Regions from separate parts of the Homo sapiens genome. Here region 2 is linked to region 1. A link is a loop called in an ENCODE intact Hi-C map of the cell type or tissue named here. Cell type or tissue: heart right ventricle. All regions are shown on one strand. Each heading gives the region's core, and the rest is flanking DNA. Links, peaks and the distances in the headings are about the cores only.

What was found. Peaks named below come from ENCODE experiments on the same cell type or tissue, not always from the same donor. Only the 100,000 strongest peaks of a DNase experiment are listed, where the experiment ranks them.
Region 2: it touches region 1 in a loop (2.4-fold over the local background); 50 of 110 quality-filtered maps call a loop at or near these places.

Annotation. Positions count from the first base shown.
Region 1 is chr12:19,286,150-19,291,519 of GRCh38, reverse strand. PLEKHA5 (pleckstrin homology domain containing A5) reads right to left here. Exons shown (of 32, transcript NM_001256470.2): 13 at 3,964-4,047; 14 at 724-843. Among named protein-coding and RNA genes, the nearest start is that of AEBP2, 150 kb to the left of the region's middle. In heart right ventricle, for the core only: CTCF peaks have their summits at 2,482 and 2,690 (motif pointing right); no DNase peak of the experiment used is centred there.
Region 2 is chr12:19,192,717-19,198,086 of GRCh38, reverse strand. The region is part of intron 3 of PLEKHA5 (pleckstrin homology domain containing A5); the gene reads right to left. Among named protein-coding and RNA genes, the nearest start is that of PLEKHA5, 66 kb to the right of the region's middle. RefSeq lists an enhancer at 38-538. In heart right ventricle, for the core only: no CTCF peak of the experiment used is centred there; no DNase peak of the experiment used is centred there; H3K27ac peaks cover 2,747 bases.

The sequences.
Region 1 (5,370 bases), core at 276-5,275:
CTTTCACGCACATGCTCCCCTGTAAATGGTACCGCTGACATATTAAATTACAAAATTATATTTTGTTTTGTAAGAAATTACGTAGACATGCATATGAACAATGAACTATTAAGCAGAAAAATTCCTTAAAATAGCTTTAGCAAACTGACTGTTAGAACTTTTACATGTCAATTATTTCCTCTAATATAGTACTACTTCTTTAAATAAGATCTTTCTTATATAACCAGAGCTATAAACCCTTTGAGAAACGGTTATGTGTTCGTTCTTTTCATTAAAAATAAGACATTTTAAAATTAATTTTTAACATTTAAAAGGCAGTATTATTAAAGCTATAATGAATTTTTAATTTATTGTTTTATTGGAAATTATAGGACTTCTCAATATTTGTTTTACCAGATATGGAAGTCACAGTATTCAGTGAGTAACAACATGAAGTTAATGCGTACATGAAGTATTGTACGCATTGCCTTCCTCAAAACCAAAAGCCAGTGGGTGAGCGGGTGGGGTAGAAGGCTAAGAAGAAATGCACCCTACCTGTATTTTCTTTCAGTAATGTATAAATAAGTTGAATTCTCAAAGGGTTAATAGGAGATTCTAATGTTGTCACTATAATGATGGTATGGGCTCATGCTCAACACTAATGATGCTGATCATATTGACTGATGAGTGTTTCAAAATAAGAGATGATGGCAGACGACACAGACAAATCTCTCCATAGCTGACCTTTGGGCTGTGGGCCTCAAGCTTTAGCTGCATGAGCTGTGCTAACGTATGCTCCCGGATACTACTCAGTTCGGCTTGCTGCCGTCTCAGCTTTATTAGCAGCAGCGTAAGCTCCTCTGGCTGAAGGAGTACAATTTAAGAATCCAAACAGTGGAAAACAGATTAATTGTTGTCTTAAGTGACAGATATTAAACCAAGATTTCTTGGCAAGTTTCCTCTTATGGTTGACATCAAACATAGTGCCTAGGCACTATGATGATAGGTCCTACATAAATGCATAGATATCTAGAGAAATAGAAGGAACAGTGTTACTTTAAAAGATACAGCAAAACAACAGTAAATTAAGGCATTTTCTCAGAACTCATGAGAACATTTAAATGTTAAGTACAAAAAAGCACAATGCCAAAAAAACATTATAAAGGTTTGTACATAAGTGCTACTAAAAAATTATTAAAAGATATTTTACTAAGATATCTAAAAAAATTACACCTTTTCCCAGCAATAGTACAAATACCTGCATGTCCAACTTTCTAACAGAACTACATAAAATAATTAAAATAAATGTAGTCCGGGCACAGTGGCTCACGCCTGTAATCCCAGCACTTTGGGAGGCTGAGGGAGGCGGATCACAAGGTCAGAAGTTCGAGACCAGCCTGAGCCCTGCCTCTACTAAAGATTAAAGAAAAATTAGCCAGGCATGGTGGCACGCAACTGTAATCCCAGCTACTCGGGAGGCTGAGGCAGGAGAATCGCTTGAATCCAGGAGGTGGAGTTTGCAGTGAGCCGAGATCACGCCATTGCATTCCAACCTGGGCGACACGGCGAGACTCCATCTCAAAATAAATAAATAAAAAAATAAATAAAAATAAAATAAAATAAAATAAAACTTGGATATCTTCACATTATTAAATTTGGGATCTGGGTTCTATTAATTGCTTCCCAGTTATACTCTGAAATGTCACTGTTAGTGCTTTCATATAGCATTTTTTATGACCAAAAGATCAGTTTTATTTTTTAAGAAAAAGAGAGTTTCCATGGGCACATAAACCCTCCTTCTTCACTCTGGGAAAAGAAGAGAACCTTTTTTTGGTTCCTGATTGGTGACTGTGATCCAAAGGAAAATAAATTTTCAACAGTGGATGAAATTCCTTAATGGGCCAATTTAATATACTTTTCTTAGAAATACAGTAAAGTATGATCATTGGCATTCTTATAGCCCATAAAATATTACTTGGTATTTCTCTGAGCTTTGTTATGATTAACAACTGAAAGCAGGCTACAGGCTTTCCTCACTGGAGTGCTGCAATGTACTCTTAAAAATTCCAGGCTAAAAAGTATTCCCAAGATTGGTTTGTTTTGCCTACACGACAGCATTGCATTAACTCTCTTCCGTTCTGTTTATTTGCTATTGCTCTTTATTTTCTGACAATTCTTTTCAAAAACAGAAATCATTTTTAACCATTATCCAAAATCATATTAAAAATTATTGCCTTCAGAAGAAAAAGTGTTAGCAGAAGTTACTATTGGATTCCTTAGATAAAACTGGGTATCCACAGGTGAGACAACAGTTTTTTACTGTATATTAAATGGTCAAAGAATATTTGGTGTATGAGATTTAAATAAACCATGTAAGAGAAAAAGAACAGTTGCTTTTGCTCTGATGCCAATCCTATCTCGTGACCTCATGATGCTAGGATAGTCCTTGTTTTATGATCATCATCTCCAACACTTGAGGTCTTGCCAGGGAGAAGGTAAGATGGGCAAAGGGATTTAGATATTCTAAGAACCCAGAGTGATACCGCAAGGAATACTGAAACTCTGGTTTATTATTTATGGAGCTAAACAGACTAAGAGATTTTCAAAAGGATGAAAGATACCAATAACTTTATTTAGATTTTGAGGCCAAATAAAGAGGCACATTTGACCAAAGAAAGTAGGTGGTGGTAAATAAATTTTGGCTAAATATCCACTAGAGGGAGCAAGGCAGAAGAGAAACATTTGTGGTATGCTATTTAGCATTTACTCTATGATTAATGACTATTTGTCAGGCCAACAATCTAATGTTTTAAGATTCCCACATTTAAAAGTCCTTAGTCTTAATCAAATAATCTTTGGCAAATAAACTGCAGGAAGCTTAAAGCAAGGAAATATTTCATTTTATCTAAATGTGTAAAAGATAAAATAAAACAATGTTTTTACAAAACACATAAGATGAATTTGATTACTGCAGGAAGAGAATTTTAAATAATGAACAACTATACACACAGGTGCTAAAATCACATCTTTACAGAAACTGAGGTTATCTACTGACAATAAAGCCAGTGCCCCTGATAAAAGAATACCATTAAAATAAACTGAAGTGAGGAAAAGTCATCTTTTCTCTTTAACTAGAAGAAGTGTCCTGCTAATGTAACTCCTTTCCAATTAACATAACACTGACAATGAAATGGTAATGGTAAATACTTGCTTTGATCGAACGCTTGTTACAGTCTTTTTCTGCTGATATGTAAATCAGTTTATTTTACAAACAGCTCTAAAGAAGTTAATCTAAAAATTCACACGAAAAACTTAATACGCTGGTAGTTTGACTACAAATAACTGCTTGCTGGATTTGTTCACTAATGAATTACTGCAACTTCTGTTTTAAGGATAAGGGAATGAAAGTAAAGAAACCCACCTAGTTCATACAATAAAGTTTCTTTTTTTTTTTTTTTTTTTTGAGACAGAGTCTTGCTCTGTTGCCCAGGCTGGAGTGCAATGGCAGGATCTCGGCTCACTGCAAACTCCACCTCCTGGGTTCAAGTGATTCTCCTGCCTCAGCCTCCCAAGTAGCTGGGATTACAGGCACGCACCACCATGCCCGGCTAATTTTGTATTTTTAGTAGAGATGGGGTTTCAACATGTTGGCCAGGCTGGTCTTGAACTCCTGACCTCAAGCGATCCGCCTGCCTTGGCCTCCCAAAGTGCTGGGATTACAGGCATGAGCCACCGTGCCCGGCCATAAAGTTTCAAAATATAATCTTTTATTTGGCCAGTCAGACACTTAGGAAAAGGTATCCACTAAAACACTGAAATGGCTACATGATTTCAAATTCTGATGAGCATCTCTTGCACAAAAGCAGTAATGTTTTTTCTTTGGGAGAACCTCTGAAAATTCAAACTTAAAAATTATGTTAGATATGTACCTTCCTGTGCAGCACATAAATAAAACATGGTATGGTAAATAAAGATATTACTCACCGTTTTCCCTTGGAGGCTCTGGGGACTAACAGACTGTAAAGTCAGGCCAGCTGGCACTGACCTTCTGTCAGGCACATAGACATGCTAGGAAAGTAAAGGCACAATGTAATTCTGTGGTAAAGTTTTTTTTTTCTTATCAATGTCAGCAAGGAGAAATCTTAAATTCCTATTATGAAATACCATTTAAAATTGCTATTAGTGCTTATGAAAGATGATAGAGACTAACATTTCTTGACATAAAATACTGATGTGGGGCTGGGTGCGGTGGCTCACGCCTGTAATCCCAACACTTTGAAAGGCCAGGGTGGACAGATCACTTGAGGTCAGGAGTTCGAGACCAGCCTAGCCAACATGGTGAAACCCTGTCCTTTCTCTACTAAAAGTATAAAAAATTAGCCAGGTGTGGTGGCGTGGGCCTGTAATCCTAGCTACTCGGAAGGCTGACGTGGGACAAGTGCTTGACCCCGGGAGGCAGAGGTTGCAGTGAGCCGAGATAGCACCACTGCACTCCAGCCTGGGCAACAGAGCGAGGCTCCATCTAAAAAAATAATGATGTGGATGAGCAGAGTAATTCTTTTTTTTTTTGTTTTTTGAAGCAGAGTCTCACTCTGTTGCCCAGCCTGGAGTGTATGGCAAGATCTCAGCTCACTGCAACCTCCACCTCCTGGGTTCAAGAGATCCTCCTACCGCAGCCTCTCAAGTAGCTGGGATTACAGGCGCATGCCACCACGTCTGACTAATTTTTGTATTTTTAGTAGAGACGGGGTTTCACCATGTTGGCCAGGCTGGTCTCGAACTCCTGGCCTCAAGCAATCCACCTACCTCGGCCTCCCAAAGTGCTAGGATTACAGGCTTGAGCCACTTGCCCGGCCTGAACAGAGTAATTCTAAAATCTGGTTTAGAGGTTCTCAAAAACTCTTTGACCTCAGGATCCCTTTATATTCTTAAAAAGAAAATTTAGTGGCAAGAGTGGCATTGTTTTACAGTTTTGCAAATCTTTAATGTCTGGCTGGATTCTTGTATCTGTTTCTGTATTTAATCTGTTGTGATAATCTCTTTTAGTGGAAGTATGTGAAGAAAATCTACCCTCAATATATATAGTTGGAAAAAAGGAGAGAATTTTAATAGTTTTTCTTGATAATTATAGATGTTCATCTTTGACACTGCGCTATAGCTCAAAAAACTGATATTTTTTAAAGGTTAGTTACAAAGTGATATCTGAAACCTTATCAATGAACTTTTGATACTCTGTTACATTAATATCCACTTGGTCTATTTGTACTTTAAATGAATCTTGTGACATCAAACACTGGTCATCTGGAAAATATTGGTTCAGTGAGTTATGCAATGTTCTAAATATTGACATATGTCAGTATACAATATAAAAACATCACAACTGTTAATATC
Region 2 (5,370 bases), core at 150-5,149, 93 kb after region 1:
GAAAAGCAAAGAGGCTGCCACAGTTGTCTGAGTGAAAGATGATGGTGGCAAAGACGAGAGGTGTGGCAGAGATGGAGAGAAGTGAGCAGATTTGGGATACGTTTTGGAGGGGAGGAAGTGTCAACAGGGCTCACTGATGACAGACTGGAGGGGAGGTGGGGTGATGTTAACTGAAGGAAAGAGAAAAATTGAGAATGGCTGCAAGGCAGCAAAGTTGTTTTCTCTGACTGTATATTAGACACTATATGAAGAGGTCAGTGAATGTGGAGATGAGGAAAGAGGTGGAGATGAAGATTTATGGCTGACTGGCATACGGTGTAAAAAGAGCCTTGGAAGTGAACGAGGCGACTTAAACACACACACACACACACACACACACACACACACACACACACACACACACACACACAGCACCGGATAGACTCTGTGACTTCAACAATGCCAACTGTGTGCCTAGTCCTATGCTCGGTGTATCTTTGGGAAAAACAGATCTTTGTCTTCAGGGAGCTTCTATCAGAGAAGACAAGTGCAAACACAATAAACGATGTAGTACATTAGAAAGTGGTAAGTGCTATGAAAGAAAAAGCAGAGTGTGGCTCAGGAGTGTGGTTACCGTAGTGAAATTAAAGAGGAGTCAGGATAAGCATCATTCAAAAGGTGAGACGTGAGCAAAAAGGGAACAAAAAGACAGGCAGAGGAAAAGGTCAGTGTTAAGACCCTGAGGCAGGAATACATAACATTTTCCAAAATAAGTATTGGTGACATATTTGAAAAATAGCCAGAACAGTATGAGAGACTGGTCTGAATGGGAGACCAGCAGGATTGCAGCAGTGAGAAAAGGGCCAGAAAAGGAATGGTCATGAAAGCAGCATGAAACCCAGAAGGGTATGATGTCATAGAAGTCAGGAGAAAAGGGTGTTAAGGCTCAACGATGCTGAACGCTGCCAGGAAGTGAAGTAAGATCTGAACAGAGAGGTCCCTAGTGTTGGAAGTGCAGTGTGGAGTCAGTGGGGAAGAGAGCTACCTCTACAGAAGGGCAGGGGAGGAAGTACAGATGGCAGGAGGTATATTCACTTCTAAAGGTAATAGGACAGGTTGGCTCTTGGGATTTAACTAAATTCTTACTCTATCACAGCCAGTGAACAGGATTTGAAAATTTTAATTATGTCAACATGGTCAATCAGTGCTGGAATCCAAAAAACTCATTTTATTTTCTCATTCAATTATAAACCATGAAAAGAAAAATCACTATTTCTCTAAAAAAAAAAAAAAAAGAAAAAAAAAAGAAAAAACAAGTTAAAAACTCATAAGCCAGAGTAGCAGCTTTGGCAGCAACACGATAGCAGCCACCATTTATTGAGATCCACTCTGGGTGTTGTGGATACATTAATAATCTTTTGTTTGTACAGGAATATTGTCACAGAGGTTTTACTATTCATACTGTGTATGAGGAAAGGTAAAACAGGGTTTCTCTGCTAGGAAATGGCAGGAAGGGATTAGAAGGAGCTTATGCTTTTTCTACTTTGCCAGTGTCCCTCTTTTATTCACACCTGCTCAGAACAAGAGATCACATAGGGGTAGGTTTTCTTCTTGCTTTGTAAGAGACACTCTTGCTAGCTAGATATGATATTTTTTATTCTTTATAACACCAGGAATTATGTTAGTTACCTTAATGCTCTATTGGAAAAATTACAAATTACTTGTTGACAGTTTGTGGTTCAAATTTTTTCACTATATGCATTTAACAATATACAAGATTTTACAGTCTAAAGACCTATGAAAAATCTACTATTAAATTGTCTTTATGTGTTAATTGAAAACATTTGATTGAAATAGTTAATCCTTAAAAAATGCTTAATCAGTACTGACATATAAAATATAATCTTTGTTGACAACTGAGAAAGGAAGATGATAGATTTTTCAAAAAGTTTAGAAAAGACTCATGAGAGCTCACATTGTAGAAATAAAATATTATTCAAGAAATCAGACTCAATAAAATACTGTTCAATGTCATGGAAAAAAACATAACTATTGCTTTTTGAAAATTGAAACTAGATACACTTCAATCATCTCAATTAGTGTAGGTAAGGCAAACACCAGATGCTCATTAAACAAAGTTATTTAATTGCAACAAAGAGAAAGATGCCAAAGTAAACAGAATAGTCAATAGAGAATGGCTTCACAAATTGAAGTTCATCTGTAGTATGGAACACATCATGCAGCTGTCAAAAATAATAGGTAGAAGTGTGTGCACTGCCATGGAAGATATCTATGATATACATACATTATTTTTGTATGTATGTGTATATATATATATCTCATAGATATATACCTAAAAGGCAGGTAACCGAATGGTATATGTTAATAGCCTAAATACAGGCTACTTTCACTTTTTTTTTTTTTTTTTTTTTTTTGAGACAGGGTCTCTCTCTCTCACCCAGGCTGGAGTGCAATGGCGCAATCTCAGCGCACTGCTGCAGCTTCCACCTCCTGGGCTCAATCAATCTTCCCACCTCAGCCCTCAGAGTAGCTGAGACTACAGGTGTGTGCCAGCACGCCCGGCTAAATTTTTGTATTTTTTTGTAGAGACAGGGTTTCACCATGTTGCCCAGGCTGGTCTCGAACTCTGGACTCAAGTGATCTGCCTGCCTTGGCCTTCCAAAGTGCTAGGATTACAGGGATGAGCTATCACTCACCCGTACTTTATATCCTTTTGTGCTATATCAATTGTTCTGATAAGCATGTATTAGTTATGTAATTAACAATTAAAAAGAAAGAAAAGAAATGGGGGGAAAAAGGGGTTGTGGGAGGAAGGGAAAGGAAATAAAAAGGGAAATAACAGGAGCCAGGAATAAGATGACAGGCACATGTGCTAGCAGTGTGGTATGGAGAGATCTGGAGTGTGATGGTTCAGGTTCAAGTCCTAGTCCTGTTACTAACTTTGCGCAAGTTGAACTCCAAGGTTCAGAGGTTTCGTTTACTGAATAGTCTTACTACGGTAAGACTATTTCTCACCCTACAGAATTATTGTGAACATTACCATGAGAACATTTTTGAAATGTGACAAACACAGTGTCTGGTACAGTATAAATGCCCAATAGACGGTAGCTATTTTATGTTTTGAAATTAAAATGCTAAAGAAAACAGCTTTACCTATAATTTGATTTTTATACCTTAAAGTATATTTGATATAAACCCTTTTCATTAGTTTTAATAAGTAGGTATTAATGATGATCACAAAGCCAATTCAGTAGAATATATGCTGGTGGTACTACTAGAAATGTATTTCATCTGAGATTTCCAATTCCAGCTTTGCAAGTCCCTAGAGCACTTGTCCTTGTTCATACAACTTTGAATCCTAAAATCTGTGCCTCTTATGCAGAAATTTCAATATTCAATTTGTCTGTATAATGAAACTTGTAAATACCTGTACCCCTTGAAGTCATTCTGCAGTAGAGAGGTAAAAGGGGGATACTAATGAGGGGCATTTCTCCAGACCATTCTTTCATATTTAAAAAAATCACTTGGTAGGGATGTAAATTTGTACAACCTCTATGGAAATCAGTATGAAGATTTCTCAATAAACCAGAAATAGAACTACCAGGTGATCTAGCAATCCCACTACTGGATATCTACCCAAAGGAAAAGAATTCATTATATCATAAAGATACATGCACTTGTATGTTTATTGTAGCACCATTCACAATAGCAAAGATACGGAATCAATCTAACTGTCCATCAGTGGAGGACTGGATAAAGTAAATGTGCATATACACAGTGGAATACTATTCGGCCATGAAAAAATAATAAAATCATTTCTTTCGCAGCAACATGGATGGAACTGAAGGTCATTATCTTAAGTGAAACAACTCAGACACAGGAAAGATAAATACTGCAGCTCTCACTTATAAGTGGGAACTAAATAACGTGTACACATGGAAGCAGAGTATGGAATGAAGGACAATGGCGACTGACATGATTTGGATATTTGTTCTGCCCCAGTCTCATGCTGAAATGCAATCCCCAATGTTGGAGGTGAGGCCTGGTGGGAGGTGTTTGGGTCATGGCGGTGGATCCCTCATGGCTTGGTGCTGTAGTAGCAATACTGAGTGAGTTCTCATGAGATCTGGTTGTTAAAAGTGTGAGGCACCTCTCTCCCTACCATTCTTTCTTTTAAAGCTCCTGCTCTGGCTCTGTGACATGCCTGCTCCCACTTTCCCTTCTGCCATAAGTAAAAGCTCCCCAAGGCCTCCCCAGAAGCAGAGTAAATGCCAGCACCATCCTTGCACAGCCTTGCAGAACCATGAGCCAATTAAATTTCTTTTCTTTATAAATTATCCAGCCTCAGATATTTCTTTATAGCAATGCAAGAATGGCCTAATACAGGGACTCAGAGGGATGGGAGGGTAGGAGAAGGGTGGATGATAGGAGGTTGCTTCGTAGGTACGATGTGCTGGGAGGCTCTCTGGTAGGTACAACGTGCATTGCTCCAGTGATAGATGCACACTGAAGGCCCTGATTTTACCACAATGCAATATATATCAATGTAGTAAAACTGCACTTGTACCCTATGATTATATACAAATTAAAAAAATCAAAACTCTAAATCAGAATAAACGTCCAAGTATAAAATTCATATCTAACTTTCCATTTGAAGTAAGAAATTGATTAAAAATTTAAACTGCCTTCTCACAAGAACCTAATTTAACCAACATTATTTGCTTTTAAAATATTGGCTTCATGTGTTCCCAACATGGGGTCTACTGAAAGCTCATAAATTATCTTAATAAACAAAGTCTTACCTAATGAAGCATCATTCTTGTGAATCTTACTATATTCTGCCCCTCTTCTAAGTATTAAGACTTTCCTTCTTAAAAAATCAAAACCACATTAACATTGCACCCTCTTATGTTTAAAGTTGACTCACATGCTACTGTCCTTGGATTTATGCACCTCATAAACACTCCAAAACCTAATCTACAATGTAAAAGTCTAAAATCTGAAACAGGGGTCAACAAATTTATTCTGTACAGGACCAGATAGTAAATATTTCAGGCCTTGTGGACCCAACAGTCTGTCAAAACTATCAACTTTGCTATAGTGAGAAAGTAGCCATAGACATTACATAAATGAGTATGGCTGCATTCCAACAAAGCTTTATTTACAAAAACAGGCAGCAGGCTGGATTTGGTCCACAGCCACAGTTACTAACCCCTAATCGAAAGTATTAGTTAAGTAGAATGTCTATGATAGTCTCATCACTCCTTAAAAGCTTAGTACCACATGCCTCTGATCAATTATTTACTAGATCAATTTCACTTATTAATGATTAGGTTTACTAATTTTAGTAAGAATAAATTCTTTTCTTTT